Regions from separate parts of the Homo sapiens genome. Here region 2 is linked to region 1. The links are chromatin loops, found by intact Hi-C in ENCODE. Cell type or tissue: PC-3. All regions are shown on one strand. Links, peaks and the distances in the headings refer to the core of each region. The heading gives the core; the rest is flanking DNA.

Evidence for each region. A loop is a pair of places that touch in the nucleus more often than their neighbours do. Peaks named below come from ENCODE experiments on the same cell type or tissue, not always from the same donor. Only the 100,000 strongest peaks of a DNase experiment are listed, where the experiment ranks them.
Region 2: it touches region 1 in a loop (2.1-fold over the local background); 3 of 110 quality-filtered maps call a loop at or near these places.

Annotation. Positions count from the first base shown.
Region 1 is chr14:64,129,350-64,145,714 of GRCh38, reverse strand. SYNE2 (spectrin repeat containing nuclear envelope protein 2) reads right to left here. Exons shown (of 116, transcript NM_182914.3): 75 at 15,814-15,933; 76 at 15,467-15,667; 77 at 13,277-13,450; 78 at 11,515-11,646; 79 at 7,732-7,928; 80 at 5,642-5,774; 81 at 4,192-4,374; 82 at 3,627-3,773; 83 at 1,767-1,943. Among named protein-coding and RNA genes, the nearest start is that of MIR548H1, 42 kb to the right of the region's middle. In PC-3, for the core only: CTCF peaks have their summits at 7,657 and 7,860; a DNase peak (open chromatin) is centred at 7,844.
Region 2 is chr14:64,067,101-64,083,465 of GRCh38, reverse strand. It overlaps SYNE2 (spectrin repeat containing nuclear envelope protein 2), which reads right to left. Exons shown (of 116, transcript NM_182914.3): 52 at 12,556-12,821; 53 at 9,330-9,498; 54 at 7,366-7,521; 55 at 4,860-5,000; 56 at 2,828-3,010; 57 at 1,886-2,023. Among named protein-coding and RNA genes, the nearest start is that of MIR548H1, 20 kb to the left of the region's middle. RefSeq lists an enhancer at 8,776-9,277. In PC-3, for the core only: no CTCF peak of the experiment used is centred there; a DNase peak (open chromatin) is centred at 8,255; H3K27ac peaks cover 1,125 bases.

The DNA of each region.
Region 1 (16,365 bases), core at 3,852-11,851:
GCATTAGAGTTGCTTAAAATTTCTACCAATATCAATAAAAAATAATTTATCAATTCAATAAAATAATCATTGTCTTTAATGTCTGTGATTCTCATTCATAATAAATTTTTTATTAGGTCATAATCATAATATACACACATTTTTATATTCTTTTTTACATACATTATAACTACTGTGTCATGACATAATTTTTTTTTTTTTTTTTTTGAGACGGAGTCTCGCTCTGTCACCCAGGCTGGAGTGCAATGGTGCAATCTCGGCTCACTGCAACCTCCACCTCCCGGGTTCAAGCAATCCTCCTGCCTCAGCCTCCCTAGTAGCAGGGATTACAGGCACGTGCCGCCATGCCCAGCTAATTTCTGTATTTTTAGTAGGTCAAGAAAACACCTGACCTTGTGATCTGCCCGCCTCGGCCTCCCAAAGTGCTGGGATTACAGGCATAAGCCACCACGCCCAGCCTGTCATGACATAATTTTAAAAGGCTGCCCGGCCAGGCGTGGTGGCTCTTACCTGTAATCCCAGCATTTTGGGAGGCAGAGGTGGGTGTATCACTGGAGGTCAGGAGTTCGAGACCATCCTGACCAACATGGTGAAACCCTGACTCTACTAAAAATACAAAAATTAGCTAGGCGTGGCGGCAGGCATGTGTAATATCAGCTATTTGGGAGGCTGAGGCAGGAGAATTGCATGAATCTGGGAGGTGGAAGTTGCAGTGAGCCGAGATCGCGCCACTGCACTCCAGCCTGGGCAACAGGGCGAGACTCTGTCTCAAAAAAAAAAAAAAAAAAAAAGCTGCCCCAATGTTTCATCAAATTAATACAGTATAATTCGATGAACTATTCCCCTAGAGTGAGAATTAAGGCATGGTACATTTTCACAGCTGTAAACGATGCTGAATTGAACACTCTGTGCACATCATTTACTTTTTTGAAGGACTATCTACTTAAATGTGTAAGAGGTGACTTGCTTGGTTAAGTGATAAGATTATTATTACGGTTCTTTACATTTTCCAAATGCTTTCCAAGAAAGTACTTAAGCCATTATCAGCAATGTATGAACGTGACAGCTTTGGGTTTTTGTCCTTATCTGATTAATTTTTTTTCTAATTAAGTGCATTATGTTACACAGTGTTTATTTTGAGTATCTGCTAATGATATCTTTCCATGTTTATTTGCTAACTATAATTTCCTCTTTTGTGAATTGTCTGTTCATGTCCTTTGTCCATTCATGTACTTGTATCTTAATTGTGTAAATCCATTTGTATGCATTCTCTACACAGTAAACACACCAATTATCATCATGATTATATGTAAAGTATTTTTTCAGGAATAAGTTTTCCGAATCTTTTCAAGAGTCATGGAGTGAAAAATCTACCAAAAAGCCAAGTGCATTTTTCTTTCTTTTTATAACCTTTTCAAAGCTGAAATAGCTTTGCCCCTTTTGAACATCTGCTTTCATAGAAAATGTAAAATCTCTGATCATTTAGGAGTCTGACATAATACTTGACATGTTCCTAAATAAAATTCCTCATCTTCACTTGCCTAGCTCAATTTCCCACTAAGAAATCTCAAATATAAGAACTATTTTTATATTCTCTTATAGGTACCAATGGAGAATGCTAAAACATAGGATTTATAAAAGGGCTATAGTTGAGATGATTATTAGGCTTAATAATCAGTCAACTAATTGAACGTCTTTTTTGATTTTTCAGAAAGTGTGTTTCATAAAGGTCAAACCACACATCCAGTTGTGACGCAGGAACACACCTTTCTATTCAGCATTCCATGTACACGGTGCCACTGGCGGTTCATCTCCCCCAGGTGCTCTGCAAACTCCGTTCTTTCATAGCGCTTGCTTTCTACATCACAGGTGCTTAGCTGAAGTAATGACTGGTTAACGAAGTCAACTATCCACTGTTTATAGTCCATTTCCATTCTAAACTCCTAAAATAAGCAAAGTTAAACACCAAAGCAGTCATGAATGTTGGTCAGATCAAATGGATTTCCCTTTATGTGCTCGAGGGGGCACCAAGCTCCCGTCCATTAATCAAGGGGCACCTGTCAGGAGTTCTGTTCTACCCTCCCCAACCTACACCAGGAGTTGGCTTTATTGGAGTAGGGATTCTTTTGGGGAATTACACAGAGATGCACTGCTTTCAAATAGGCTGAAAAGTCAAAGGGGCACTATGTATGGCAGTTGCTATCATCTGAACCCTGACCACGACCCAGGATATGACAAAGCTTCCTGGGGGAGGCTGCCTGTCAGCTGTGCTGGAATTCTGGGCCATCCTGAGGGCTCACGGAAACAACCAGATGGGAAATAGGAAGTAAAGTCTCTTTCAGAAAACCCAGGACACCTTAAGGAACTCTGTCATTTAGGCAGCTTCCCTGTTCCTTCGGGGATAGTTAAGGCCTCTCAGGTGGCTTTAGAAAGTTTGGGTGGCTTTAAGTTGTACAGCAATCCTAAACCCACCCAGGGCCAACAACATTTCTGCCAAACCTGTCACTTACTGATTTTATCTCTGCAAGTTCTAGCACCTCTTTTGGAGACACCCGGGGGTGACAGTCATGTGGTATGTGCTAGGTTGCTAGAGCCTGTGAGAATATACACGTGTAGACTTTTCGAAGATTTTACTACACACTGAAGTTAGGATGTGATGGTACATAAAAACAAAATTCTCTGCTAATATCTTGCTTGGTGATTAAGCCATTCATCTTCTGCCTACCAGAAGCTAGTTCCATCAGCCTGCATGGTCTTAAAGCAATGACCACACTTGTCACTCATCTTTGTATTCCCAGTGGCCAGCATAGTGCTGAGCACACAATACACGTTTGCATGTGGCTCATGAAATGTTAATTAAATCTACTTGAAATTAAATATCACAGAGAAGGCCACATTTATATCTATTTGTAGAAGGATCTCAATATTTTCTTACTCATTCTCTTACTCAAAGAACATTTCATTAACACCTGTTAGAGGAAGGCAGGTATTGGGATAGGCGTGCTATATTTTAGCAAGGTGAAGGATGGCCCCTGGTCTCGAGAAGCTCAGTCAAGGTGGGGAGACAGGCAAATAAACCAATAATTATAATAATGCATGATAGGAGCTACTAATAGCATCATGGAGACATCTAATCCAGGAAAGTCACCTAGTCTGGCTGGGAGAGTCAGGGGTGGATTTGCAAACAAGGACAACTCGAGCTGACTATGGAAGATGACTAAGAGGACGTATACAGTTAAACGTGGGCCCTGGCATTCCAGGTAGAGGGTGCAGCATGTACACAGGATGATAAGGGAGAGCACCAAGAACAGTTAAGGAATCAAAATCACTCTGTCAGGCAGAGTCTGTGGTTATTGGGGGTGGTGGGATGGGGATAAAAAGGTGAGACCACAGTCTGTTAAAAGCTTGCTTGGATTGTCCTGTGGTGATGGGGGCTGGCAAAAGGAATTTAAGTGGAACAAAAGCAAGTCTACTAACATCTCTCCAGAATCATCCACCACCCCAGTTTCCTACCCCTAGAATTAGTTTTTTGAAATTATATCCTATGTGTCCCTTTGTCCAGCATTACCCCTCTGATTAGCCTTCTTGTTTCAATGAAAAGACTTCTGCTCCTTTTGCATAATTACCTTGTGCTTCTGAAGAAGATGTTTAACTTGAGATGCAGAACTTGGTGAATGCACGGAGTCTTCATCTGAAGTTTGATGCTCCACATTGTTCATCCAGCTAATCATTTCTGTGATTGCTTTACGAGACGGCAATTTCTCCATTTGAAGCTGTAAGAACAAAATGATTTCCATTTAATTGCCTGCAGTTAACAAAATGAATCAGAGCATCACTAAAGATGATATCTGGTTTGATAAAAGGTCTTGCTATATAATTATGCAGGTTACTCAAAAAAAAAACAAACCCAGCATTCAAACTTAGAATAAGCGACCCCAAAACAATGACAATGACCTTCACATAAACTAACACAGTGGCAAAGATAAACTGAGAAATAAAGTAATTAAGCCTGATTTCTCTCTTAAGAAAAATCCCATTGGAGGAGGGTCCAGTAATTAAGACTTATATTCAGTGGTGCCAGAGAAAAATAGGTAGTGTCAATGAAAATTATTGAGTCAGAGAAATAATTTTAAAAGAGTTATGAGCTAACAAGTGAATGCTAATTCAAATGCTGAGGCTCTAAAGACTTACCTGGTGAAGTTTTTCTTGAATATCTGGAAGTTGAGTTATGAGCATTGTCCATTTTTGTTCAAACTGTGCTAAAGAAGCTCTCAGTGTAGCTGTATCAGTTTCTTTCAGGTGAAGAAGCTGGTTCCCGATACTGATAACGGCAGTCTTCAAGGAGGATTTTTCATCAACTTCTTTTGAAAACTCCTAAAGGAGAGTTTTAAAATTTAGAAACTTAAAATTTAAATATAGCAGAAAGTAAGAGTCGGAATAACTGGCTAGAGTCAACAAATAAACATAGTAAATATACGAATGTGTATACACACACACACACACACCCCTTTTTCCTACTGTTGGGCATTACATACACGATGGGGAACAAAAGAGATGGAATGCATACCCCTCAAGAAGCTTATCACCCAGTGGGTTAACATTTTTAAAAATAAGTCATTATTTAAATGGGGTAAGTTTTACAATAAACTATGGAACCCAACACAAAGTGCACATTAAATGAATTACTTGCAACAAGTTTGTAATTAAAATGTTTAAATCTTTCCTATGTAGAAATTCTTTCAAGTATGTTGAAAAAATTTACATTTTAATAGCAAAGTTAGTAATCATAGCTACGAAGTATGAAAAATAAAAAAAAAACAGGAAAAGTCTAACAGAAAAGACTACGTTTCATAAATGCATTGACCAATAATCATTTTGTAATTATATTACAAGAGTAATACATTTTTATTTCCCCCAAAATTTGGGGGATATTTTTGAATTTTTTTCCAAAAAACACCTCAAAACAATGGAACAAAAGCTTTTTAGTAGAAATATCAATTTTGTTTACAATAATTTAAAACTATGCATTTATTAATGTTAACATTTATAAGTTAATAACCTTATAAAGTTGTTTTTGGGTCTTGTATTTTTTGTATTTGTAAAACATGACCTATGTCAGTGCAAGTTTTTTGAGACTGAGTTTCACTCTTGATGCCCAGGCTGGAGTGCAATGGCGCCATCTCAGCTCATTGCAACCTCCACCCACCGCGGTTCAAGTGATTCTCCTGCCTCAGCCTCCCGAGGAGCTGGGATTACAGGCATGCACCACCATGCTCGGCTAATTCTGTATTTTTAGTAGAGACAGGGTTTCTCCATGTTTGTCAGGCTGGTATCGAAATCCCGATCTCAGCTGATCCACTGCCTCAGCCTCCCAAAGTGCTGGGATTACAGGCGTGAGCCACTGCACCTGGCGCAAGTTTTAAATTCAGATATATTTTATGGGGTCAATTAAAAACATATTTTATTATAAACGAATGAACAGTATAAACAGTTCTAGGTTTGAAGAACACAGCTGCCATTCGCCCAAGTCTTACCCCTTATCCACAAATAAATACGAAGACTATCACATCAACCCTGATGCTTTTTCCTTGATATTTATTTCTGACCAGTAATTAACTGAACATATGCTATTACAACTTACAAAAAAATTGTTGATGTTGCTTCTGATTGTATCCAAGTCCTGAGACACATTGAGGGACTGTTCTTTCCAGTAATTCAGAGTATGCTGGGAAGATTCCAACCACTTGGTTAACTGATCCGAATCTCTGTTATAACTAACAGGAGCAAAGTGAGAGAGAAGGCAGATTAGAAACATATTCTGATAATGATATGCATCACCAGCAAATTTTCTTATTTTATTGTATGTCCTCCTATGTTGATCAGTCCTAACATTCAGAATATCATGACGTTAATAAGGATTATATCATGTTTTATACCATGATGCTCCTGGCATTTTCTAGGACTCTCTTCATTACAGCTCAGCAAGAACAGTGAGGATTTTAGGCCAGATGTGGTGGCTCATGCCTGTAATCCCAGCACTTTGGGAGGCCGAAAAAGGTGGATTGCCTGAGGTCAGGAGTTCGAGACCAGCCTGAAAAACATGGTAAAACCCTGTCTCTACTAAAAAATACAGAAAATACCCAGGCATGGTGGCAGGCGCCTGTAGTCCCAGCTACTCAGGAGGCTGAGGCAGGAGAATCGCCTGAACCCAAGAGGTGGAGGTTGCAGTGAGCCGAGATTGCGCCACTGTACTCCAGCCTGGGCGACAGAGCAAGACTCTGTCTCAAATAAAAAAAAAAATAATAATAATAATGAGGAAGTCTAAAGCATTCTTTATTTCTTATTACAGCTACACAAAAGTATACCCAATGAAGGAACAGAGATTTTTATCCATCAAATGTCTTCTATAAATTTGTTTATATTAAAAATATAGGTCAGGCACAGTGGCTCACTTCTGTAATCCCAGCACTTTGGGGTAACAAGGTGGGAGGATGGCTTGAGCCCAGGAATTTGAGACCAGCCTGGGCAACATGGAAAAACCCCATTTCTACAAAAAATACAAAAATTAGCAGGGCGTGGTGGCATGTGCTGTGGTTCCAGGTACTTGGGAGGCTGAGGTGGGAAGATTACTTGAGCCCAGGAGGTCAAGGCTGCAGTGAGCCACGATCACGCCACTGCACTCCAGCCTGGGTGACACAGTGAGACCCTGTCTCAAAAAATAAATAAAATTACATACACACACACACACACACACACACACACACACACCATACATACACACACACACACACACACACACACAACCAGCATTTGTATAAGCTGTATAACAACAAACTGCTGCTGGCTGAACACCCAACGTATTTGCCCGAGGTAGTGAAAATATTCAAACAATATTCTGCCCTTCTTGTAACTTTTAAACTGCCTTAGATTAAGATGCAGGGATGAGAATGATGTTTAAATGTTCTATGTTCTCCTCCTTCCTCACACGGTTCAAGATTATACCAACTAAGCACAACAAATTCTCCAAAGAACTCAAAAGCCTATTTCAAACTATTCTGTTAGCTAAAATCATTTAATTTTTTTAATTTTAAAACTTTTGGAAAGAGCAATATCATGGTATAAAGGTAACCTATATATTATTTTATAACATAATTCCTAGCTTCTATAGAAATGTGTAAACTAGCTGGGTGCAGTGGCTTACACCTGTAATCCCAGCACTTTGGGAAGCTGAGGCAGGAGGACTGCTTGAGGCTAGGAGCTTGAGACCACCCTGGGCAACAATGTGAGACCCCATCTCTACAAAAAATTTTATAAAATTAGCCATGCACGGTGGCCTATGCCTGTAGTCACACCAACTTGGGAGGCTGAGGCAGGAGGATCGCTTGAGTCCAGGAGTTCAAGGTTGCAGTGAGCTATGATAGTGCTGCTGCACTCCATGCACTCCAGCCTGGGTGACAGTGCAAGACCTTGCCTCCTTAAAAACAAAAAAGAAAAGAAAAGAAAAGAAAAGAAAAAACGATCACAGCAAACTGATTACATGTTATACTGTGTCTAGCAAACCATCAGAGATTCTACATCGCGTTTAGCCCAGAAGAGGGACCCAACTGCTTTAGACTGCCCAAGAAAAAACAGCATAAGGTGGGTTGCAGGTAAAATTTAGTTGACTACAGAATCCCCGAGGTCTTTCTTCACAGCACAATATGAAGCCAATCCACCCCCAAAAAGGCTGACCTGAGCAGATGCTTGAGAAGAGCTTGCAGCCTGTGGAGCTCATGGTCAATTTTCTTGTTCAGGGACAACCACTGCTCTTCCAGTTTTGCGATCTGGCCCTCTAATTCAGGACAGCTCACAGACGCCACCAACTGTTTGCCTTCGTTCAGAGTTTGGTAAAGCCGGGCGTGTTTTCCACCAATGTTTCTTTTTATTTGCTAATAAAAAGTAAAGTCATAGAATGAATTATTTAGAAAATAAAGTCTGCCAAGCTATTCACAAATACTGCATTTAAAACTGACATTTGTGTCCACTGATAAAACAGTAACACTTTCCCAACATTCAAGACTATATAGTCTGACTGGATGCATGATTAATGGTTTATTGGTTACCTTTCATGATAGGTGTCCAATCTTGCATTTCTAGAGCACAGATTCAACTTTGTAGACTTACTGGCTGGATGCAGTGGCTCATACCTGTAATCCCAGCACTTTGGGAGGCTGAGGCAGGCAGATCACCTGAGGTCTGCAGTTCGAGACCAGGCTGACCAACATGGTGAAACCTCCTCTCTACTAAAAATACAAAAAATTAGCTAGGTGTGGTGGCGCATGCCTGTAATCCCAGCTACTTGGGAGGCTGAGGCGGGACTTGGTGGCGCACACCTGTAATCCCAGCTAGCCAGGAGGCTGAGGCAGGAGAATTGCTGGAACCCAGGAGGTAGAGGCTGCAGTGAGCTGAGATTGTGCCACTGCACTCCAGCCTGAGCGACAGAGCGAGACTGTGTCAAAACAAAACAAAACAAAACAAACCAACCAACCAACCCAAATCAACTTTATAGACTTATTGCATACAAACAAAAAACAAGCTGGCAGTCATTAGGCCATGCTGAGCTCACAGATAGGTTTTGTGTGACCTTAAGATCAGTTTGAAAAATCAGGAAATCTTACCTAATAATCAGGATTGCCAGTGTCTGTGGGAAAACTGGAAGACCTAGCAATTGTTGGTCTGCATCTCATGTGGCAAAGGGCGGCTGTAACTGAGCAGCAGCTGCTGGCTCTAGGAGAGCCTACTCCCTCTCCTTTTCCCTTGGCTCAGTCCCCACCACCCCTCTGATTGCAGAGCCAGTAGGGTTTCCTTATTTCTATTCTGCCCCCGAAAGCACTTCAGATGGTGACTTAGATATGAAGAGGATAAATAAAATAGTATTTCTCTATTATCCATGAGATGCGAATACTAGGCAGAAAAATTCATTTCCAGGGTCTTCTACTGAATATAAAGATTCAGTAGAGAGAAAGGAAGAAAACTTTAGAAAAATAAATTAAAACAGCGTATCATTAATCCAACTTCACGGAAAGAAAAATGAAATTCTTTGAAGAGAAGTCTGTCTAAAGGTAATTATCTAACACAGCTGGATTCAGCTAATGCCATTTATCCTGACACCTGTTTAATCTTAAAAAATAAATTATTAACAAAACAGAAGGTTTGCTATTTTCAAATTAAGTTAAGCCTTTTAAATCATTACCAAAAAATTCCACGTCCATAGCCCTTTCCACCACTCCCATTTGTAATCCCCTCCCCCCCGTGTCTGAGCATCTGTATTAAAAGAAAAAAAAATCAGTCTAATTTTCTAAGTGAAGTGCTAGATTCTTCACCTTTAAAACATCTCTGAAAAGTCTTAATTCACCCCCCAATTTTTTTTTTTTTTTTTTTTTTTTGAGATGAAGTCTCGCTCTGTCACCCAGGCTGGAGTACAGTGGCGCTATCTCAGCTCACTGCAGCCTCCGACTCCCGGGTTCCAGCGATTCTCCTGCCTAAGTCTCCCAAGTAGCTGGGATTATAGGCACGTGCCACCACACCCAGCTAATTTTTGTATTTTTAGTAGAGATGGGGTTTTACCATATTGGCTAGGCTGGTCTCAAACTCCTGACCTCAGGTTATCCACCCACCTCGGCCTCCTAAGGTGCTAGGATTACAGGCATGAGCCACCACGCCCAGCCTAATTCACCGATTGTATGCATGGGATACAGTCTGTGCACGAGTAACTAGGCTGAGCCAGCATTTGAACACAGGTTTGTTGACTTCAAAGGCCAGACAACTGACTCCTAGGTTCCATGCCCCACAGACGACGGCTGATCAAGATGACAACATCTGTCAGACTCACACAAACCTTTCCTTGATTCTGAACTGAGAATGGCCTATGAAGTCCATATGTGAGATGGGCTTTACAGGATATGTCTTCTTTAGTCTGGCAAATTTATTTAAAAGTCTTAGAACAATTTTTTTCTTTTTAATATTTCAAATGTAATAGAATCACACATTTTAACAGATATGGTCACTTTTGGAGAAAACAATCACACTCATATTAGGTTGGCTAATATTAGACTGTTGCTTAAAATAATAAGCCTTAAAATACTGTTCTCATCTGCATTCTTTCAGCTGTTTAGATGATACCTTCTGTATCCCTAGACTAACAAAGAGCTAAACAGTACTCTCATCACCCCCACTCCCACCCACCCCAGAGGACTCAGATTTACCTTAGAGTTAGGCTCAATATAATTAATAAGGCGGCAATGAGACCAACTGTAGCTTTCCAGGCATCTAGGGAGTATAAATACAGTGTCCCAGCCTCTGGAAAATGTTCCTTATAGAGGTTAAAATACCTCCATGGAAAAGAGAACCCTGGAATTATTTCCTGCTTTCATTTTCCAACTAGTTCATTCAGGCAATAAATGTGCTTTTGAGGTTTTAAAGTTGATATTTCATAACTGCCTCTAGCCGCACAACTCAGATTCTGACGGCATATATCCTAAAGTTAAAACTAGGAATTTTAAGTTCCTGGTGAGAAGACTTAAAACTTGTTTTTATCTTGTTGGTCATGTTCTCAATGTCACTTGAAAACTATTTTGAGGTTTTATCTTTTCTTTCGCACCAAAATTAGAGACACAGAGACAGATGATAACAACGCAAAAAGTTACACAAAAAAGTTTAAAAGTTTGAGGGTTTTTGTTTTTTTGTTTTGAGATGGAGTCTCGCTCTGTCACCCAGGCTGGAGCGCAATGGCATGATCTTGGCTCACTGCAACCTCCACCTCCCAGGTTTAAGCAATTCTCCTGCCTCAGCCTCCCAAGTAACTGGGATTACAGGCACATGCCGCCATGCCCAGCTAATTTTTTTTTTTTTTTTGTATTTTAGTAGAGACAGGGTTTCACCATTTTGCCCAGGCTGGTCTCAAACTCCTGAGCCCAGGCAATCCACCTGCCTTGGCCTCCCAAAGTGCTAGGATTACAGGTGTGAGCCATCGTGTCCGGCCTGAGATGTTTTTATAATGCTGGTGACAGGTAAGATTATTGTCTGTCTTATGGGCTACGTCTAGTCAGGACTTCACTGTAGGAATAAAACGAAATATATGTTTAGAGGCCGAAGGCTGACAAAGTTCTTTCCATTCTTCAGCTCATTTCCATACTAGTAGCTCACTGGCATTCACTTCCAGAGACAGGTAGAATTGGCTCGATTATCTGCATTCCACAGATAAAGAAATTGAGGCTTAGGGACAGCAAGGTCACAGAAGTGATAAGTGATGGAGCCACGACTCAAGCAAGGTCCTCTCCCCCAAGCCAGACATGTGGTTATGCTAAGGAGTTCACATTCAAATCTGTAGTCTCCCTGAATACATTCAACAGTGAGTTGTATGATGAACATTTTGTTTCAATTCAAACCTTCCAAATCAAGCCACTTAGTCAAAACAAATGTAAAACACAAAGTGCTATGGACACGCCTTTGATAACTTAAATGGAAGACAAATACCTGGTAAAATGAAATCCTTTCCACTAATCTTTCCTCTGTTTCTTCCACCAAACTCACAGAGGGCAATGTAGATATAAGAATTTCCAGGTCCTTTTCAAGAGATGCATAGTTTTCATCAAATTCTTCCCATTTCTAGAGAATCAAGGACATAAAATTAGTGGAAGCCCTTTACCAGATTGGTTCCAGATAACAACATAATTAATCACAAAACAAAAATGAACACCAAGACCATACAAAATTAAAGCACAGATTCCAGGTGTGTTCGAGAGACGTAACCCCACCCTGGTAAGCGCTCAGCATCTAATGGAAAAGAATTCCATCACCTTTGAGGACAAGGTTTAAAAAGAATCTGAGTTGGCATTTAGTGTTTTATGCTTGTCTTGTCAAACTGGGTAACATGACTAAAGGAGTAATACAATGAAGTTAAAATGATACTCTTAGCAACTCCGTAGAGACCTTGGAGCCACAAGAGAGCCTTTCTCTTATTAGGAAAGGGAAAGAGCTAACTTTTAGACCCTTACTCAACAGAAGCTATTAGGCTGCTCCTGCTCTCCAAGCCCACGCCCAAGCCCACCAAACCCCCATGCCACTTGCAGCATAGGTCTGCTCAAGGTGTCTTTGAGGAGTATAGGCTTACACTTCATCAGGGGAGGACAACTGCCTTAGCCCTAGTCTTGTCATCTTTTAGCTTGCCCCGTTTCCATGGATGCCCACCCCGAGGACCCCAACACACCACAGAGCTGAGTTATTGACTCCAAACATTGTCTGTTAGGAAAAGAACCACCTCACTCTTTTCCATATCTATTCACATAGTGGCTCACTTGGCTTTTATAGAACACTCACTGGGTCCATGGAGTCTTTTTTAAAAAATACCATGACATATTATAAATATCAACTTGACACACTAACTAGAAAATAAATTTTGTTAGCAAAAAAAATAACACCATATTACACTATCAAGTTAAACATTTCCTTCCTTTTTTCTTTTTTTTTTTGAGACAGAGTCTCGCTCTGTCGCCCAGGCTGGAGTGCAGTGGTGCAATCTAGGCTCACTGCAAGGTCTGCCTCCCGGGTTCACGCCATTCTCCTGCCTCAGCCTCCTGAGTAGCTGGGACTACAGGCGCCCACCACCACGCCCAGCTAATTTTTTTTTTGTATTTTTAGTAGAGACGGGGTTTCACTGTGTTAGCCAGGATGGTCTCGATCTCCTGACCTCGTGATCTGCCCCCCTCCGCCTCCCAAAGTGCTGGGATTACAGGCGTGAGCCACTGCGCCCGGCCTCCTTCCTATTTTATTTCCTTTAAGTACTAACATTGGCTATGAAAGGTGTGAGGGGAATGCCTCAAAACTGAGAAGGAGCTTTATGCATGCTTATTTTTTTCTTTGAGTTTAGACAAGATTGTCATCCATTTTAGGACATCTGGGCCTGTTCTCTTGAAGAAGTACAGTTTTTAAACCAATAACTGTTTCACCCAAATGATCTCATTCAAGGTCTCAAAGTGCTTATCGTTTTGCTTATTCATACATGAACCTAAAAGGCAGAGAGACGCAGTACCATCCCCAATCTATGTATGAGAAATCCCAGCCAACTTTTCCTTCAGGGAGCGGCCTCAGAACCTGAGCAGGGGTCCACATTCCTCACTGTCAGGCTTCCATTTAACTATAGCTTAATGATAACTAGATACTTCTTCTCAACACCTGGGGTGGTGATGGAAAATCAGCAATTCCCAGCTTCAGTACAACGTTTACATAACCCAAATACCTGCAACAAACTCTGCAGCTTCATACCACATTGGCGTGACTTTTCTTCTAGTATTTTAACTTCTGTTACTTGTTCTGCCCAAAATGTCTCTCTGTTTTGCAATAAAGAAGGAAGTATTTTGGCAGAGTATGCTTGGATCAACAACATGTCAGCAACAAGCTTCTGGAAAAAAACCTATGAGATGGAGAAAGTTTTAATATTTACTTTGAAATTGTGAAAACTCTTAAAAACCAAGTTACTTCAACTTTATATCCAGTTATTTTTGTTTTAAATCCAAAATCCCAGGACATCCGTGTAGAGTCAAATTGACCAGCCTGGCCAAGATGGCAATACAAAAATTAGCTAGGCATGGTGGTGAATGCCCGTAATCCCAGTCATTTGAGAGACTGAGGCAGGAGAATCATTTGAACCCGGGAGGCGGAGGTTGCAGTGAGCCGAGATTGTGCCACTGGACTCCAGCCTAGGTGACAGAGCAAGACTCCCTCTCAAAAAGGAAAAAAAAACAAAAAACAAAAAAACTCAGTCTTTGAACACTAGTGGAACTTCAACAAATTATAAAGTATTACCCTTAGGTGTTATTTTCCACTAAATAATCCATTTTAAATGACAAACATTTTTGTCAATTTCAATTTCCAGATAGATCTTTCTAAATCAGTTGTTTTGAGTCTAAATGCTACAAAAAGATAGATGCCAGCTAGGTGTGGTGGCACACATCTATAGTCCCAGCTACTCAGGAGGCTGAAGTGAGAGGATTGTTTGAGACCAGGATCTCGAGGCTACAATGAGCTATGATTACACCACTGCACTCCAGCCTGGAATACAGAGTGAGACCGTGTCTCTTAAAAAAACAAAAACAAAAACAAAAACAAACAAACAAAAAACAGATGTCACTGTGGCTGATGAATTTCAAGACAAGTTGGATGGACAGATGTGCAAACTCAAGCAACCCACATATTCGAAAGACAGGTCTCCTTAACCCTGGCTTTAACTTCTACTCAAGAGAATGACTAAATAAAGGGAATTTGCTGCTTTATAGGAATCCTGGACATAAAGCTTCCTGTATTTGTATTTGAACTTCAAGAACCTTTCAAGAGGAAGGCTTTATTTCACATGGTTCTTCTCCATTTACAGTTGTCTGGAGGGATCCCTCCATATTATGTGAATCCCTTCTCCTAAGCCTTGAAAAGGACATATACATAGAGACGTTTATAAAAGCATCTAGCAAGGGGCCTAGCACACTGCAGATAATCAATATTATTTTCTCCTCTTCCCCTCCATCCTTCATACAATATTTACCTTTCAATTTTTCTTAGACTAAGCTCTACCTTCCAAATGCTAGACCATAAGCTTACCTCAGGTAGGAACCGTCCTACACATTTTTAATTATCAGCACCTAGATTACTCTTTATCTTTAGTTGGTGATCAAGAAGTTTTTGTTTAATGAAATGAATTTTAAAAATCAAAGGATTTACTATAGTCTTATACTACATAATAACACACTTTCCTTTTGATTCTAGTTCTCAGGAAAGCCTTTTCTTCTTTTTTTTTTTTTTTTGAGATAGAGTCTTGCTGTGTCGCCAGGCTGGAGTGCAGGGGCGTGATCTCAGCTTACTGCAACCTCCGCCTCCTGAGTTTAAGCAATTCTCCTGCCTCAGCCTCCCAGGTAGCTGGGATTACAGGTGCCTGCCACCATACCCAGCTAATTTTTGTATTTTTGGTAGAGACAGGGTTTCACCATGTTGGCCAGGCTGGTCTCGAACTCCTGACCTCAGGTGATCCACCCGCCTCAGCCTCCCAAAGTGCTGGGATTACAAGCATAAGCCACTGCGCATGGCCAGGAAAGCCTTTTCTAACTTTCCTAAGTCACCTTCTGCTATTAAATGCTCTCATAGAATGTATCCTCATTTTAATTTTAAATTTGTTTGAAGACTTGTTGATAAATATCTATCTTCTCAATCAGGTGAAAGCTCTGTGAATGTAAGGAACTGTGTCTGTTTTTACTCATAACCCAAATTCCTAGCATGTACCAGGGTTCCTGGTACACATTAAGCATTCTAATAGATGTTTATTAAAAGAATGAATAGCTTAAATTTCAACAAAGAAGAAAAATGGATCCTTTCTGTTCACATTCAGAAATACCTTAAGATTTTAGTCTATGAAGGGGTCACCCGACCCATGTGTCTGTCTCACCTTGTGATTTTCTATTTGAGCCTGTAACGCCACTTTACTTTTGGTTTGTTTTAAGTGGCCATGAGCAAGCTTTTCCTTCCCAATCTTCACCAGTTCCACCATGCCTTGCAACAAAGCATCTTGCTGGCTCTCAGTGACGAAAGGGCTGCTGAGTTCTGTGTACCTGGCTCTTAGCATTCCCCACATACTGTCAAGTACATCCTGAAAAGAGAAGAGCAGGTGCACACATGCATTTTCATCCAACCGGGGCAATAACTGAAAGACAAATCTAAACTCTGCTGGTGGAAGAAAAGGATCTGGCTCCTCACAATCACAGTGCTGAGTCAATGTTTTCTGCTCAGGCATACCTCTAATTTGTAAACCTCCTGGAGTAAAGCATAAGGTAAATGAAGCCTCTCCCCTTCATCTCTTAGTTTGGCCACTCGGCTCTCGGCGTTCTCCAGCTCCACTGTATATGCATCTGCTTTCTAAGTGAGAGACAATACAAGAAAAGAAAACCCTTCAGTAAGTCAGAGAAGTACACATAGTTATCTAAAAAGAATTAAATAGTACAGAAAGGGATGAAGGGAAAAGCAAAAATCCCAGCTCCCGCTCCCTCACCTCCTGCTCTCCTTAACAATCTTGCCAGAGGTCCCAAGTTCCTAACATGCTCCATACCAGTAGGGGTAGACATGCATATCCCTAAACTCAATGAACTGCACCACAGCATTCTGTCCTGCGGTTAGCATTCCTCACTCACCAGCTCTTCAGCATCTCTTCACATTGGTATACACATATCTAGCTCCTTCGAAACAGACACACAGCATGCTATTGTAAGGGTGTACCCTGCTTTTGTTATCAGTCAGCTCTCAATGGACTTTTGGGCTATATACAGTTTTTAATTCAAGCAGAGCTGCTGG
Region 2 (16,365 bases), core at 4,421-12,420, 63 kb after region 1:
AGAAGGTAGCAAAATCCCAGCTGCTTTTGCCTGAGCTCACTTTTGTACAGTTTTTTTTTTTAACTCATAATAAGCATTTGAAGGAAAAAAAAAAAGCATCATTCCTCTCTCTTGTCTTGGTAAAGTCCTCAAAAATAGTGAATCAGGGAGGTGATAAAGAGTTTAAAAATGACAAACTTTGGGGATGTGGAAAGTTAATCCAAGTGGGGGAAGGCAAAAAAAATCACAAGCAAGGGGAAGAAAAGAAAAAAAAATGGGTAGAAATGCAGCATCTTTACAACTGTTACCGTAAGAAAAAAATATGCCAACGATTCTCAAACGTCAGGGAGGTCTGAGGTCAGCAGCTCACTTAGGAACACACTGTGCCATTCCAAAGATAAAAAAAGGAGCTGAATCACCTTGGAAGTCTGATTCTGTAAACACTGTTACCAAATAAGCTTTTCTCTAAGGGATTCCTTCTCATGGCAGAATAAGAGAAGGGAAACACACCTGCGCAATGCAACTTCCCTAGTACTCAGCATCCGGAAGATGTTTTGCAGCCGAGGCCTCAAGTGGGAAAACACTTTCATTTGTTTTGACTTTGTAAGCCAGCATGGACACGTGGGGCATGTGTGGAGTACCAGCAAGGACAGGAAATTTGGAATCATGGTGTGTTAGAAGTGGAAGGAACCATGGGTTCGTTTTCTATTGCTGTGTAACTAATTACCACAAACTTAATGGCTTAAAACAAAACAAAGTTATCTCACAGTGTCCAAGGGTAAGGAGTCCAGGCATAGCTGAGGTGAGTCCTCCTTACAGGGAGCCACAAGGATGCAGTCCGGTGCCATCTGGAGCTTGGGGTTCTCTTTGAAGATCATTCAGGTTGTTGGCAAAATTCAGCTGTAGGACTGGGTTCCCTGTTTCCTTGCTGGCTCTCATTGACTCTCAGCTTCTAGAAAAAGCCTTTGGGCCCTAGCTCCATGGCCCTCTGACAATATAGCCGCTTTCTCAAGAAGAATCTCTCTGCACTCTGCTGCAGGCTGAGTAGCCCTTATCTGAAATGCTTGAGACCAGAAGCATTTCAGATTTTGGACTTTTTCAAATTTTGGAATGTAAGTATTATACTTACCGGTGGAGCATTCCAAATCCCAAAATCCCATATTAGAGAGCCTTATAATCATGTTAATCAAGTACTTATGGGAGTGACTACCCCATTACCTTAATCATATAACGTAACCTAGTCAATGAAGGGACTATCCCATCATATTCATATTCCTGCCCACATTCAAGTATTATTCTTTCAGGTCATATACACCAGAGGATGGGAATATTGGGGGGCATCTTAGAATTCTAACAACCAAAACCATCAGCACTATCCTATGCACATTCTTTTTTTTTTTTGAGACGGAGTCTTGCTTTGTCGCCCAGGCTGGAGTGCAGTGGTGCGATCTCGGCTCACTGCAAGCTCCGCCTCCTGGGTTCACGCCATTCTCCTGCCTCAGCCTCCCGAGTAGCTGGGACTACAGGCGCCCGCCACCGTGCCCAGCTAATTTTTTGTATTTTTAGTAGAGACAGGGTTTCACCGTGTTAGCCAGGATGGTCTCGATCTCCTAACCTTGTGATCCGCCCACATTCTTATTTCATGGGGAGAAACTGAGGTCCATAGAAGATATACTAAATTATCCAAAAAGTCATAAAGTAGTTATCAGGACAGTAAGAGCTGAATCCTGGTCTCCAAAATCCATGTCTACTGCTTGCCACTCTCTCAAGCTTCCTTCTGCCACTGACATGGTTAGCGGTAAGGTTGTATTTCAGGAAAGGAGGAAAAAAGCACCAAGACAATCAGCTAAGCCACGAATCTTTATGTAGATGCTATGAGTGGCAGAAAACCTGGAAGAACACTTACCTGCACAGTGCTAGCATGGTGACTCAGTGTCCTCAAAGAGTCATAGTCAGCAGGATTGGCCAGCAAATGACTGGTATTTTCTATCCAAGCCTCAGTGCTCTTCAGAAGGTCACTATATTCCTCCATCTTAACTGTGGCCTGGGAAAGAGATGCAGGACCAAACTTAGTCAGATGCCTTTTACTGGAGCTGAATGACTCCTAGATGAAGAGTCAATAGCTGTTAGTCAGGGGTGTGTCAGGCCTTGCAGATGTCTGCTCCCCATGGCTGGGGCTACTTATTCACCTGCTCTAGGCTATGACACTTCTGACTTTTAAGACTAACTCTGACCATAGGTGGAAAGGATTTAATCAGTTCTACTCCAACGTTATGGGCCTCAGCAAAGTTCTGGGTTAGCCTTGCAAGTATTCTGGTTCTCATTTTATGCTTCATTTTAAAAACTGGACTGTACTTTGTCCTCCTGTTCAGGACCTTGCCCTACAGTTCTTCTAAGACTAGGATGCTGCCTCACTCTTGCTAAATCACAGACACAACTCAGCCAACCACAGCTCCTATTTGGAAGGAGGGTAGAGAGGGTATCTTTTCCCCGAATGACAGTCTTTCTCATTGTTGTCTCCCTTACTAGACTCCTGAGACCACCTGCCCTAAATTCCCATTACTGGTCTTTATCCACCTGTTGGGGAGCCTGGACTTCCCAACAGTTTGCCTGGCTCTTGCTGTGGTCAACTTCTGGATTCTTGGTTCTGTCTGCCCAATCAGACTTCCTGCCTGCACTAGCATTGAAATCTGTCTCCTCAGCACCCACACAAGCCTACCATGGCCCCAGCTTCAAGTCCAAAACTGATAATTCAACAGAAACTGACTGTTTCTGAATATATTGTTTTGCTTTAACACCATCTCAATACCACCACATGATATGAAGCTATTACGAGTCACAGCCATACCTTATTCAACTGTGAGGTTCTACACTCTGCTCTCTGTGATACTTGCTGATACTGCTGGAAAGGAATCATCAAGTTATCCATCCATTCTTGAGCCTGTCCTGGGTCCTGTTCAACAATGTCCTGAACTTCAGAATCCAGCTCATTTAGTTTGGAATGCCATAGATCTAACTCGTCCCACATTTTCTGGAGAAGGAAATCGTAAGTCAACTTGAATGAAGAGGTCATAGTTTATGGAGGCAATGCCTGGTTTTCACACAGTATTTACATTTATAAATGCTACTAAAACATCACAGAAACAACATCACATGAACAGTTGTTAATTTATACCCAGCAATTTGTGATCTAAACTGAAAAACACTTTTCCTGAGCTCTCCTAACTACAACTGTATTCATTTCACTACAAATTAGCTGTAGGGGAACAGAAAGACCTGGACATTTTTAGAGATGACTGACACAAACAAGGTCAATATAGCCCTCATCTCTCAAGAGTGACAAGCAAAACATTCTGTTTAAAAAGGGCTTGGGGAAAGACTTGAACCTATTTACACTAGTTCATACACACACACGCACGCGCACACACACACACACACACACGCTCTCTTAATCTACAAAATAATTTCAAGTGAAAAAATAAAACAAAGAAAAATATCTGGGCTGGGTGCAGTGGCTCACACAATTTTGGAGGCCAAGGTGTGTGGGCTGCTTGAGGCCAGGAGTTCAAGACCAGCCTGGACAACACAGGGAAACACCGTCTCTACAAAACTTAGCCAGGTGTAGTGGCGCACACCTGCAGTCTCATCTACTTGGGAGACTGAGGTGGGAGGATCAATTGAGCCAGGGAGGTCAAGGCTGAAGTGAGTTTTGATCACACCACTGCACTCCAGCTTGGGTGACAGGGTGAGACCCTATCTCAAAAATTTAAAAAAAGAAAAGAAAATTATCTGCTGACTTGGGATGAATGCAGAGGCAGAAAGCTCTAGAAACATGTATTAGGAGCAACTGCTTTTGACTCAAGAAACCAATAGGTTGGATTCAAATCTGAACTTCGCTGGGCAGAGGAAAATTTCAAAGGTAAAATATTCAATTCTTAATGTTTGCTTAAGAACATTTTTTTCCCTATCTTGAGGACTAGGAAAATCTAACTTGTTAAATTAGGTTCCTCTGCTTAAGATTTGTCCAATAGTGAGCCATACTCTGACCTATTTTAAAAGCCCCAAATTATTAAAACATTTCCTTAAGACATAGATTAGAACAAGAATCCTTTCCCTATGCTGGAGTTTACTTGCGAATTAAGAAGGAGAATAGTGTTTATGTACAGTTTTGCCTAAGATTTTATTTTGTAAGATATTTTACAAGGGAAATAAATTTGGAATTTTTATTTTTATTTAACCTTTGCAGTCTAAAAAAGAGCTTTAATATTTTTCATATTCTATTGAATGATTTTTAGTATCAGTATCCCCAAGATAAGATCCTTACTTTCCTTTACTTGTGAAAATGCTAGTTCACAATCACAGGCTCTCAGAAGTTTGGGTATATGCCCACCATGGAAAAACAGAATTATTTTTTTGAGACAGAGTCTCACTCTGTCACCCACACTGGAGTGCAGTGACATGATCTCGGCTCATTGCAACCTCCATCTCCTGGGTTCAAGTGATTTTCGTGCCTCAGCCTCCCGAGTAGCTAGAATTGCAGTCTTGTGCCACCACACCCAGCTAATATTTGTATTTTTAGTAGAGATGGGGTTTTGCCATGTTGGCCAGGCTGGTCTCAAACTCCTAGGCTCAAGTGATCATCCCACCTTGGCCTCCCAAAGTGCTGGGATTACAGGCGTGGGTCACCGCACCTGGCCAAGAGAATAATTTTTAAATGCAACTTTCCCTATCAAGCCTCTCTAGGTGATGCCCCTGTGGATTTGGTTTACAATTTCTGTGCTTCAGATTAATTCAAAGAACTCACCCTGTGGTGACTGATGAACAAGGCAGGAGTGGGTCAGAAGTACCAAATGCTGAAGGGAGTTAAAGGAGGATTTTACCTTTTGAATTTCTTGAGCTTTCTCAATATTTTTGCTTTTCTGCTGCAACATCTTTTCAACATTATGAAGCCCATTGTTAATTTCTTCTATTTTTCTCCTCATTGCATATGATGGTGAGCTTTTTAAGACTTCATTGCTAATCTGTGAAAGAGACAAAGACGCATTTGGCTTAGAGAGGTTGTCTGCACTTTATTCATAGGTTCGAACAACAAAAGTGGTAGTCACTCTGTTTTAACTTGTAAAAATTTTTTAAGGGCTGGGGGAAGAAATTCTGGCAAATGCATTAATGAGAAGGTGGATAGGAAGACTAATAAATGGCAGGTGTGTTTACTTCACCTTTTAAATCTCATCTTAAATAAAATAAAAATTGGTTTTTTATTTGTACTGTAATACATGTATTGTAACATGTATTACAGATATATGCTGTGTTGGGCAAAATTACTGAGTGGATTGTGTGAAACATTTCCATATGGATCAAATGATATAAATGAATTCCTGGGGGATAAATTATTTTTATACAATCTTTCCATTTTATGAGAATCTATCTGCATAGATCTGTTTTCAGTAAAACCAAACTTACTCTCAAGCTGACTTTTTTAAAAAAATGTAATTCCAATCATAGTATTCATTTGGGTGAAACAACCTTCTAAAATTGCTATTTCTTGAGGATGCACAGAGCTTAATTATTCTCTGTGTAACCATTTGTAGATGTTTTCCCAGCCATCAGAAACTTAGCTACTGAACAGCGTAATTTTTTTTTATCTAAACGATTCTCTTAAAAAGAAACAAAAAAAACCTTGAGCTAGGAAAGATAATAAATGAATGTTGAATGTATCACTTTCCAAATACCTGACTGATGTGTGTTCTTGTTTTGCTATTTGATAAGGCTTTCTCCAAGCAGCTACTAAATAACCAAATAATACTTTATGCTTTTGTATAATCCTTTGTTTTGTAAATTAAAAAAAAAAACAACTCTATCTGTATAACCATTGAGACTAAAATCATCCTGTGCAGACAGTATACAGATGCTGAAACTGTAACACAGACTAAATGACTTGCTACAGTCATATGTCAAGGAAGTAGCTGAACTTGTCCCAAGAAGCGCCCAAGTCCCTAGATTGAGTCCCAGGCTCTATTCACAATATCAGGCCTTGATACTTTTATATCATGTCTTTATTCCCCAGACCATACTGCAGTCAATATTATTAGAAAAAAAAAAAATCCCACTTTGGTTCCATATTAGCTTTTCATGGCTGGCTGTGTCACAAATTACCACAAGAAAAGTTTTCTGATATTTTGAGCACTTATTCTCCTGGCAGAAATGTATACCATTGAGATACATTAGGACAGATCATGATTTAGGAAACATATGTAGCCATTTGAATTATACACAATGTTACTATGTCTGTCCCCCGGGATCCTTGAACTTCCTTTAGCTGTATCACACAATAAAAATTAGTTGCTGTTTGTTACAAATATAGAGGGTCATAGCGGAAATTTTCTACCTTGAATTTGAACGACTGATTTTGATTATTAATTTACTCTGCTAGGGATTTTCATAAGTATTCATGAGCATAACATTTAGTTTCTCTCAAAATATTTAGTATTTTCCTGAAATAAAATCAATAGTAACGAGATCCTTGAGAAAGTACGAAATAGGTTTTCTTGTGTGTTAACTAAAAAAGATTTGTTATAAATATACGTTAAGAGTTTACATGTTTTTTACATGTGAGATTTTCCTGAGAAATCTGTCATAGAATTAATGACATATTCTAGCAACTAAGTTTGAAATCTGAATTTTTTGTGTTTAAGATCTATTTTATTTATCAAGTTGTAAGTATTCTAGACAAAAAAAAAAAAAAAAAATCCTTCTGTGGATACCAGACCAAACAGAATTTTCTTCTGTTTGATATGGGCTGTCTTTCTACAATCTAATCAAAATATCTTGCTAAGCTCCTATGTTTCTAGTATTATAAAATATTTTCCACCTTTTCTTTAAATCTGGACTTTCAGGTATAAAGATTTGCTCAGGTACTTTTCATGAGAATTCTGTTAACATCATCGTTAGACAGACACTACATACTAAGTGCTATTCCTAGTGAGTTGTGAAATTTGTATTCTTATTGCCTTAGTTGTAATGTCAAAATGTTTCAAAGAATGTATTTTAAAGCAAAGTATTAACATCCAAAATGTTCAAGTGGTTGTACAGTGGTTGTACAAAAGCAAACAAAACCAGTAAAAAATATTATATAACTGTATTATAAAATGCAAGAGAAGAATAAGCATTTTGACAATTAAATACATATAAATCATCTAATTCTGTTATCTTATGTCACATATTTAGAGCATCTTTATCTTAGCATTCAATAGACACGATGGTCACTTAACTCTTAAAAGAAGTTATAGCTGAAATCCTGGCAAATGGAATTTGACATTAAATGATATTTTCCTCCTGATAGTCATTCAGCTCCGTAAATAATAACAGTAGTACAGACATTATTATTACCTTCTCATCTATGTCTTCTAAAGCTTTTCTGCATTCTTCCACCTGGGATTCAATCTCTGCAGGGACTATGGTGTACATTTCGGAATACTTGATTCGCAGTTTTTCCATAATATTCTCAAAAGTTAGTTTCCCTTTCTTAAGGATGCTTTGAAGCTCCTAAAAGCATTAAGAGAGTTGCAATACTCACGAGACTGGGGGAAAAGTTTAATTCTAAAAAGTGAAAGCAGCCTTCCAGCACATCCTTATGATTTAAAGGAGTGCAGTTTGCATGACAAAACCCCACTAGTGATACAAGCTGATTAAGCCCCAGAGACACTCAGTTTAGTCAGATGATGCTTTCTAATTTGTAAGAATTAAACTTGATATCTCTTCATAGTGTCACACCATTATCTAGAAAAGACATTACAACACCCCCTGCTTCTAAAGTACCTTTAGGATTTAATTGTATCTCCATTGCAGTCCTGATCTAAAAAGCTGCAAGCAGCAAAAAAAAAAAAAAAAAAGTTTCAAAGAAGTTTTTTGTTGTTGTTTTAACGTGTTGCTATTTCTACTTCTTCCTCCATTATCATCACAATGATTTAAGGCCACTAAAAGCCCCACACTTGGAGCAGAAGTGTCTACTTTCATGTAATTAGACAGCCCTGCAGAGCTCAACTGCTTTCAAAAGGGAAGGTTCCAGTTCCATACAAAGAATGTAGGTTTTTAGGAGATAAAAGAAACCTGAACAAATAGTCTATTGGTTGTGGCCTAGAAACCAAATCTGATCTACCTTCTCCTGCAGTAATTATAAAGGAGAAACTCATTTGTATGGGAAAGTTTCCCAAAGATCAAGTGGAAAAATACTTCTTGACTTGACTGTGGCTTTTTTGTTGTTTGTTTTGTTTTTACAGTAGCTGTTCAGTAGCATTATTTGTGTTCATGGATTGAGTCACTGTACTGAAGAATGATTACAATTTTAAATGACTCTGTAATGTGTCATTGTTTTCCTTTTCTTAATCCTCAGCAGAGGACAAATCTAGAGAGAGAAAGTTAGAGAACAATGCCATTCAAAGATGGGGTTTAATAAGTAAGTGTCATCCCGTTTTATCTACACCTAGTCCAGGAGTACAGGCTTTCATTCAGAGGTACACTTAGAAGGCTTCCCCATGAAGACTGCTTCTTTACTTTCCAATATAATAACCAAAAGTTCTGTTTAGACAGCATGTGACTTTTTTTTTTTTGAGATGGAGCCAGGCTGGATTGCAGCGGCACGATCTCGGCTTACTACAACCACCACCTACTGGGTCCAAGTGATTCTCCTGCCTCAGCATCCCAGTAGCTGGGATTATAGGCACACGCTACCATGCCTGGCTAATTTTTGTATTTTTAGTAGAGACGGAGTTTCCCCATGTTGGCCAGGCTGGTCTTGACCTCCTGACCCCAAGTGATCTGCCTGCCTGGACCTCTCAAAGTGCTGGGATTATAGGTGTGAGCCACCATGTCCGGCCAACACGTGACTTTTGAATAAACTTCCAAACATACTTTTGGGCTGTCACTATTGGACTGGAATGAAAGAGGAGATTCTTCTGAAGAAATGAGATTCCAGATGACCTGTAGGGTGTACATAGACCCTGTCAGAGACAAGGCGCCATGTCCTACTAAAGGAGTAATGTAACATACTACTTAAGAGTGGTCTGAGGCCCTTGTTCACCAAACACACTGGAAACATAGTTGAAAGAAGGCTGCTTGGTCCAGACTGGCCTACCTTCCAGCCTTGTTTCAACTCTGTTCTCTGCTCTCCAGCCACACTGATCTTCTCCCTTGGTTCTGCCCATACCATGCCACAGGGCCTTTGCCTATGCCTCTCTCTCTCTCCCCAGACCGCTCCCCCAAACCCAGCCACTGAGTTATCTCTACCCCAAGGACTTTGGATACAAGACTGTGGGCCTGTACCTGCCACATTCACTAATTCATTCCTCACTTACCTCAAATTGTTCTGACTTTTCTGGGTGATCCTGGAATGCCATATTTTGGAATGAAGTTGTGGTCTGTTGAAAGAAATTCTTCAAAGCAATTATCTCTTTTGTGAAGGAATGTCTTTCTTGGATTTCAGTCTGCACCAATTCTTTATTTTTCTGAACTTTCTGAAGAAGCCTAAAAGAGAACGTCAAAATATAATTGTTTCTTTATCCTGCTCTTCTATGAATAAAATGAAACAGTTTTATTGCAACAATTAATGAAATGCCTGAATAGCTACTAAAGGATGGTTATTTCCTCTAAGAAAAAAAGTAACAATTTTCAATAATGGATGTACCACATATAAAAACAGGTACAAAATCTACCACTTAATCAAAAACCTCTCCAAATCTTTCGCCTCAAATACTCTCTTTTCACACTTTACACTGTAACTGACATTTCTGTCCTCTCTTTTTCTCCACGTAATCCTTGAGCTCACATGAAAATGACTTAGAGGTGTGAATGGAATCACAGGTGGGCTCTTGGGGACAGACAATCCCACTGGGCTTCTTCTCTTAAGCTGACCCATTTTGCTATGGATGCAGCAAATATCAGAAGAGGCACTGAAGTGGGTAAAATCTTTCCTGAGGGTTATTTGGTAAGTATCTATGATATTGTGATATAATAAATATATACTTGATCTCTGCTGTAGTTCCTGAGACAGAGCTCTTAATACCCTTGTAGATAGGAGTGCTAGCTAGGAGAGTCTTTTGTTCTAATACTTGATTTTTGACCAGTTCCTGACACAGAGCTCCTAAGCCCTTTGTAATTTCCTGAGTGATAGGAGCATCTTTAGTTCTAAGAAGGCAACTCTAGGTGGGATCCTGAGTAGCCTCAGGATGAGGGCTGGTTGCCAGGGGAACCAACTATGTGATTAAAAGGTTGGAACTTTCAGTACCACCCCTACCTCCAACACACACCCCCAACCTCTGGGGGAGGGGACAGAAGCTGAAGGTTGAGTTGATCGCCAATGGCCAATTACATAATCAATCATGACTACATAATGAAGTCTCCATAAAAAAACCCAAAAGACAGGGCTCAGAGAGCTTCTGGATTGCTGAAAGCCTGGGGGTTCCACCACCTAGAGAGAGCAGGGAAGCCCCAGGCCCCTTCCTATACCATGCCTTAGGCACCTCTTCCATCTGGCTGTTTATCTGTATCCTTCATTATATCCTTTATTAATAAACTGGTAAACATGAGTAAAGTGTTTTCTTGAGTTCTGTGAGCCACTCTAGCAAATTAATTGAACCCAAGAAAGGTATCAAAGGATCCCTTGATTTATAGCCTATCAGCCAGAAGTGTACCAGCGGGGCGCAGTGGCTCACGCCTGTAATCCCAGCACTGTGGGAGGCCGAGGCGGGCAGATGACCTGAAGTCAGGCGTTCGAGACCACCCTGGGCAACATGGTGAAACCCCTCCTCTACTAAAAATACAAAGAATTAGCCGGGTGTGGTGGCACATGCGTGTAATCCCAGCTACTCAGGAGGCTGAGGCAGGAGAATCGCTTGAACTCAGGAAGCCGAGTTTGCAGTGAGCCGAGATCATGCTATTGTACTCCAGCCTAGGCGACAGAGCAAGACTCTGTCTCAAAAAAAAAAAAAAGGAGAAGTATAGGTAGCAACCTACTACTGATGATTGGCATCTGAAGTAGAGGTCCTCTTGTGGGATGGATTGAGCCCCCAGCCTGTGTGATCTGATGCTGTCTCCGGGTGGATAGTGTGAGAAATGAATTGGTGTCTGCTGGAGAACTGCCTGATGTGTGGGGAACCCCCATAACCAACATGGTGTCAGAAGTGCTTTGTTGCATGGTGTGTAAGGGTAGAGAGAAAAAACAAGTTTGCTTTTTCTTCAGAGCACCTCTAGCCATAAAACTACTATATTCTTTGACCCAGTGATTCTACTTCTCACTATCTTTCTCAATGAATTAGTCACAGATGAAAATATAGATTCTGGCATAAGAATATTCACTGCAGTGTTGTTATGAAAATTAAAAAAAAGTAATTTAAAGATTCCTTATTAGGGGCTTGGTTTAACACATTATGGCATATCTTCATGGTAGAATATTATACAGCTAGTTACATTTTTTATTTTTATTTTTTGAGATGGACGTTTCAGGCTGGAGTGCAATGGCATGATCTCAGCTCACTGCAACCTCTACCTCTTGGGTTCAAGTGATTCTCTTCCCTCAGCCTCCTGAGTAGCTGGGATTATAGGCGTGCGCCACCATGCCCGGCTAATTTTTTGTATTTTTAGTAGAGACGGGGTTTTACCATGTTGACCAGGCCAGTCTCGAACTCCTGACCTCAGGTGATCCATCCACCTTGGCCTCCCAAAGTGCTGGGATTACAGGCGTGAGCCACCATGCCCGGCCACAGCTAGTTACATTTTAAAAGAACATTTAATGGCATAGGAAGACAAACATGATTTGCTGGTAAATTACTCAGCAGAATACAAAACAGTACAAGTATTTTGATCTCTATTTATTTAAAAACAAAATCATAGTAAAAAAGGAGAAAAAATGATTGGCAGTGGTTATTGCTGAGTGGTGACATTAAGGTAGATTTTTATATTAATTTTTGTAATTTTCACATTTTCTGAATTTCCTTTTTTTTGAGACAGAGTCTCACTCTGTCACCCAGGCTGGAGTGCAGTGGCGCGATCTCGGCTCACTGCAAGCTCTGCCTTCTGGGTTCACGCCATTCTCCTGCCTCAGCCTCCCGAGTAGCTGGGACTACAAGCTCCTGCCACCACACCCGGCTGATTTTTTGTATTTTTAGTAGAGACGGGGTTTCACCACGTTAGCCAGGATGGTCTTGATCTCCTGACCTCGTGATCTGCCCGCCTCAGCCTCCCAAAGTGCTGGGATTACAGGAGTGAGCCACCGCGCTCGGCCTGAATTTCCTATAATGAATATGCATTACTAAACTAGAAAAAGGGCAAAAACAAACAAACAAACAAAAAACCCACAAATGATAAAAAAGGAAATTGGAAGGACATTCACCCTCATTAATACCAGGATGGAAAATGTGTGCTTAATTATAGTTACTAATCTGTTCCATCCCTTTTTATACCTATCAGTGTTGTCTCACCTCAATTCTATTGTATCATTTGCCATTATTCTATACTTTTAGATTTTCTAAATTTTGAGCCATAATTGTCAAGCACACGTCCTTAATAGTTTTTCATAAATCTTACTTGTTGCATCGTTCTTTCATAGAAGTAATTTCTTGAAATGCTGGAACAGTTTCCACAGCCCCTGAGCTTTCAGGAACATTCTGGATACTTCTGATGCGCTGAAGAAGTAGAGTCAGTAACAGCTGTTGCTTCTCCACGTTCTCTCCATATTGGCATAAACAGTCTAGCAGCTCAGAGAGTTCCTCTGTGGTGGCTGCCTCTTTTGTTTTGGAAATTTCAGGGAGTTCTTCCTGAAGATTATCTAAAATAATTGCCTCTCGTTCAATCTAATTCAAAAAACAAAAAGAACTAAAATAAGTAAAATATACAATTACATTTCAGGACCTGAAGTAGACATAATTTTTGTATGCTCTCTCTTCAAAGGGTTCCTAGTGCCATATCCTAGTCTGTTTTCCTATAGCTGGGAATATTAATCCTCTACTATCAGAATCCCATAATGCCCAGCTATTGCTCATGTAGATGTGTGACTGAAATGGAGTACTGCTGTGGTGGGCTGAAGGAAATGCTGTTGAATATCTTCATAAATAATGTATTTCTCCTTCAGATTTCAGATGGATAAAGCAACATTTCTCCTGAGATAAGCACATGAGCTCCACCAAACTGCTTTCACTAAGTATAAGAGGTTGGGCAACTATTGGATATGGAAAATTTTTCTGCTGGTCTCTTTTCTTTCACTTCCAATCCCTGTATGCTAAAAAAGTAAGGCCAGCAGGTTCTCATTACCCTGACACACAACAAAGGTAAAGCAGCCAGAATTACCAAACCAGTGAAGTATTTATCAATAGTGGTGTACACAGAACTCAGAAATACATAACCTATTACATCACATATCTAGAAACTGGGAGTTCCACCAGCCCTGAACTCAACTAAGATGTAGAAAAAAGTCTCAAAGGCCCCTGAATCAGGTCATTCTTACGCCTCCCCTCGAATCCCCTGGCCCACCCCTCGGCTGCAGTACTCATTTATCAAATCCTGCCTCAGTGATGGTTAACTCTCCTGCTCCACGTTCAAACTCATTCATGGATCTTGCAGTCATGACATTACAGGATATCACTCCAGTCATCTATGTTTATGATATCATGCTAACTGAAATGGTGAGGACCTGAATGTCCAGTCAGACATGCCAGAGGCTGAGAAACAAAGCCTGTGAAAATTCAGGAGCCCCAGTATCAGGGGTCTAGTGGCCTGGGGCATGCCAGGACTTCTCCTCTAAGATAAAGGTCAAGTTGTTCAATCTTACAACTCTACCACTAAAAAAGAGACACAGCACTGAACGGACCTTTTGGGGTCTAGGAGGCAGTATATGCTATCCTTGGGATTACTGCTCAGATGCATTTATCAGAATGCTGCCAATGTCGAGAGGGGCCTGGGGAAAAAGCACCGCAGCAGGGTTGGGCTGTGGTATAAGCTGCCCTGCTGTTTGGGCTGTATGACCCAGTTGGGTACCCAATAACTAGAATACACGGATGCAGATGTAGACTGGCCACTGTCCAAGAGACCTAGGTGTGCGCAATGGGTGCTTCTCATCACCTCAAACCTAAATTCAGTTGAATTAGAAGTCCTAGTTCTTTGCCAGACAGCTACACTTACACCAGGAAATGAGATAAGGGTTTCCATTGTATCATTTTCTGTCCCCCTGCTGGAAACTAGCATGCAAATAAAGAAATTGTTACATAGATGGGGGAATTGTACATCTAGGGTTTCCAATGTGCATCAGGGTTGAAAAAACTGTGTCTGTAATCCAGGATTTAATGGGGCACCTCTTGGTGCTTACACACCAGAAACTGGCAGATTTGACTTGATAATAACCAGAAATGGGCAGCTGTAGCAAGCACAATCCAGTAAGAGTAAAAAGAATAAAGGCTCAGACCTTTCCTGTTTCGGCTCCCCTCATCTACCACTCCTGTTCCCTGGGATCACTTTCCAAAATAAACTACCATTTGCAAGCCTCAGTCCCAAGCTCTGGTGTCCACTGTGAAGTTGGTAAGTGATTGAGAAGGGGGAATACAAGAGGGAGAACAATCTCTTTTTTTTTTTTTTTTTTTTTTTGAGACGGAGTCTCTCTCTGTCACCCAGGCTGGAGTGCAGTGGCATGATCTCGGCTCACTGTAACCTCCCACGCCCTAGGTTCAAGCAATCCTCTGCCTCAGCCTCCCGAGCAGCTGGGATTACAGGCACCTGCCACCATGCCTGGCTATTTTTTTTGTATTTTTAGTAGAGACAGGGTTTCACCATCTTGGCCAGGCTGATCTTGAACTCCTGACCTCGTGATCCACCTGTCTAGGCCACCCAAAGTGCTGGGATTACAGGCGTGAGCCACTGCTCCTGGCCACAATTTTTATTAGGACAATAATTTTACCCCAAAGCCAGGCAATTCTTCAACTTGGGAATGAATAAACAAACTGAATTCACCCACCCAAAGCAATACTACTCAGGAATAAAGAGAAATGAACTACTAATACAAGCAGCAGCAAGAATTTCAAGTGCATTATGCTTAGTGAAAAAAAGTAAACTCAAAAGGCCACAAACTGTAAGGAGTCCATGGATATGACATTCTGGAAATGGAAATACTATGAGAACAGAAACAGATTAATGGTTCCAGGGGCTGGAGGTTATGGAAGGCACTGACCACAAAGAGGAACGAGGGAAACTTCTAGGGTGACAGAATTGTCTTAAACCTTGATTTTGCTGGTGATCATGTGACCGTGTGCACTTGTCAGAACAACATATTTTACACTAAAAAGTGTGAAGACAGCCCTAGCATCAGTAAAATAGTTGCCAAAAAGCCTGTGCATTCACTTTTCCACCTAGAAGAGGCTTTGCAATACCTTGATGATTTTCCTTAGACATGGGATCCTAATCAAATTGGTTATAAAACTTTCAGGTTCACGGTCAATTGTAAAGTCCGGTCTAGAGAGGGAGAAGGACCCATAGTTGCATCATAAGCAAATCCAATGAAGGAGACCAAAAAACCCAGAACCAGCAGAAAAGAGACCCAACAAAGAAATGACTGTTGGTGCAAGTGGAAGAAGCCGGCCTCACATCTCCAATTATCTTTGACAATGTGACGTTCTTCTAGCACATTATGATCATTGAAGCATAAAATGATGATTCTGAATAACACAAGTGAATAGTTATAGTAAAGAGATTCTGTTTAAGAAAACAGGGAGGTAAAATTTTAGGGGGACACAAGTTCTATCAAAATTTAAATTTAGTTTTTAATTTGTAAACTTACAAACAGGCATTTAATTTTTAAAAAAGTCTGCTAATATAAACTTTATTTCATAAACACTGGATTATTATGTTACTATAGATGACAGGTTTAAAGCAGAAATTCACTTTGTCATATATAAAAGCACCAATCATGCTAACAGAAGCTTACATGTATGGGCTGTTAGATGATATACTTTTTATTGAATGGATAAAAGCTACACTAAAATCTTATATCAATTTGATGTATGTAAATATCATGTAAGTTGACAGATTAATGACTAAGCACCAGCGTCTAAGTTTGAATCCTCTTCTACCCCTTGTGAATTTGAGCAAGTTACTCAGTCTCACTGTGTCTCACTTTCCTCATCTACAAAGTAAGGATAATAAAAATATCCTCACAGAATTCTTGAATAGTGCTCTGAACTATCCTGTCACACAATAATTGCTCAATTTAGTAGTTGTTTTTATTATTGTTATTACAGGGAAGCATTTTTTTTTTGCTTGTGCTACTCTTTGAAAAATATTTTGTTAGCAGATTTTGTCAAATGCTTATGTGAATAATTAGAAAGTTCTATATGAATGGAGTCTGAATTAATA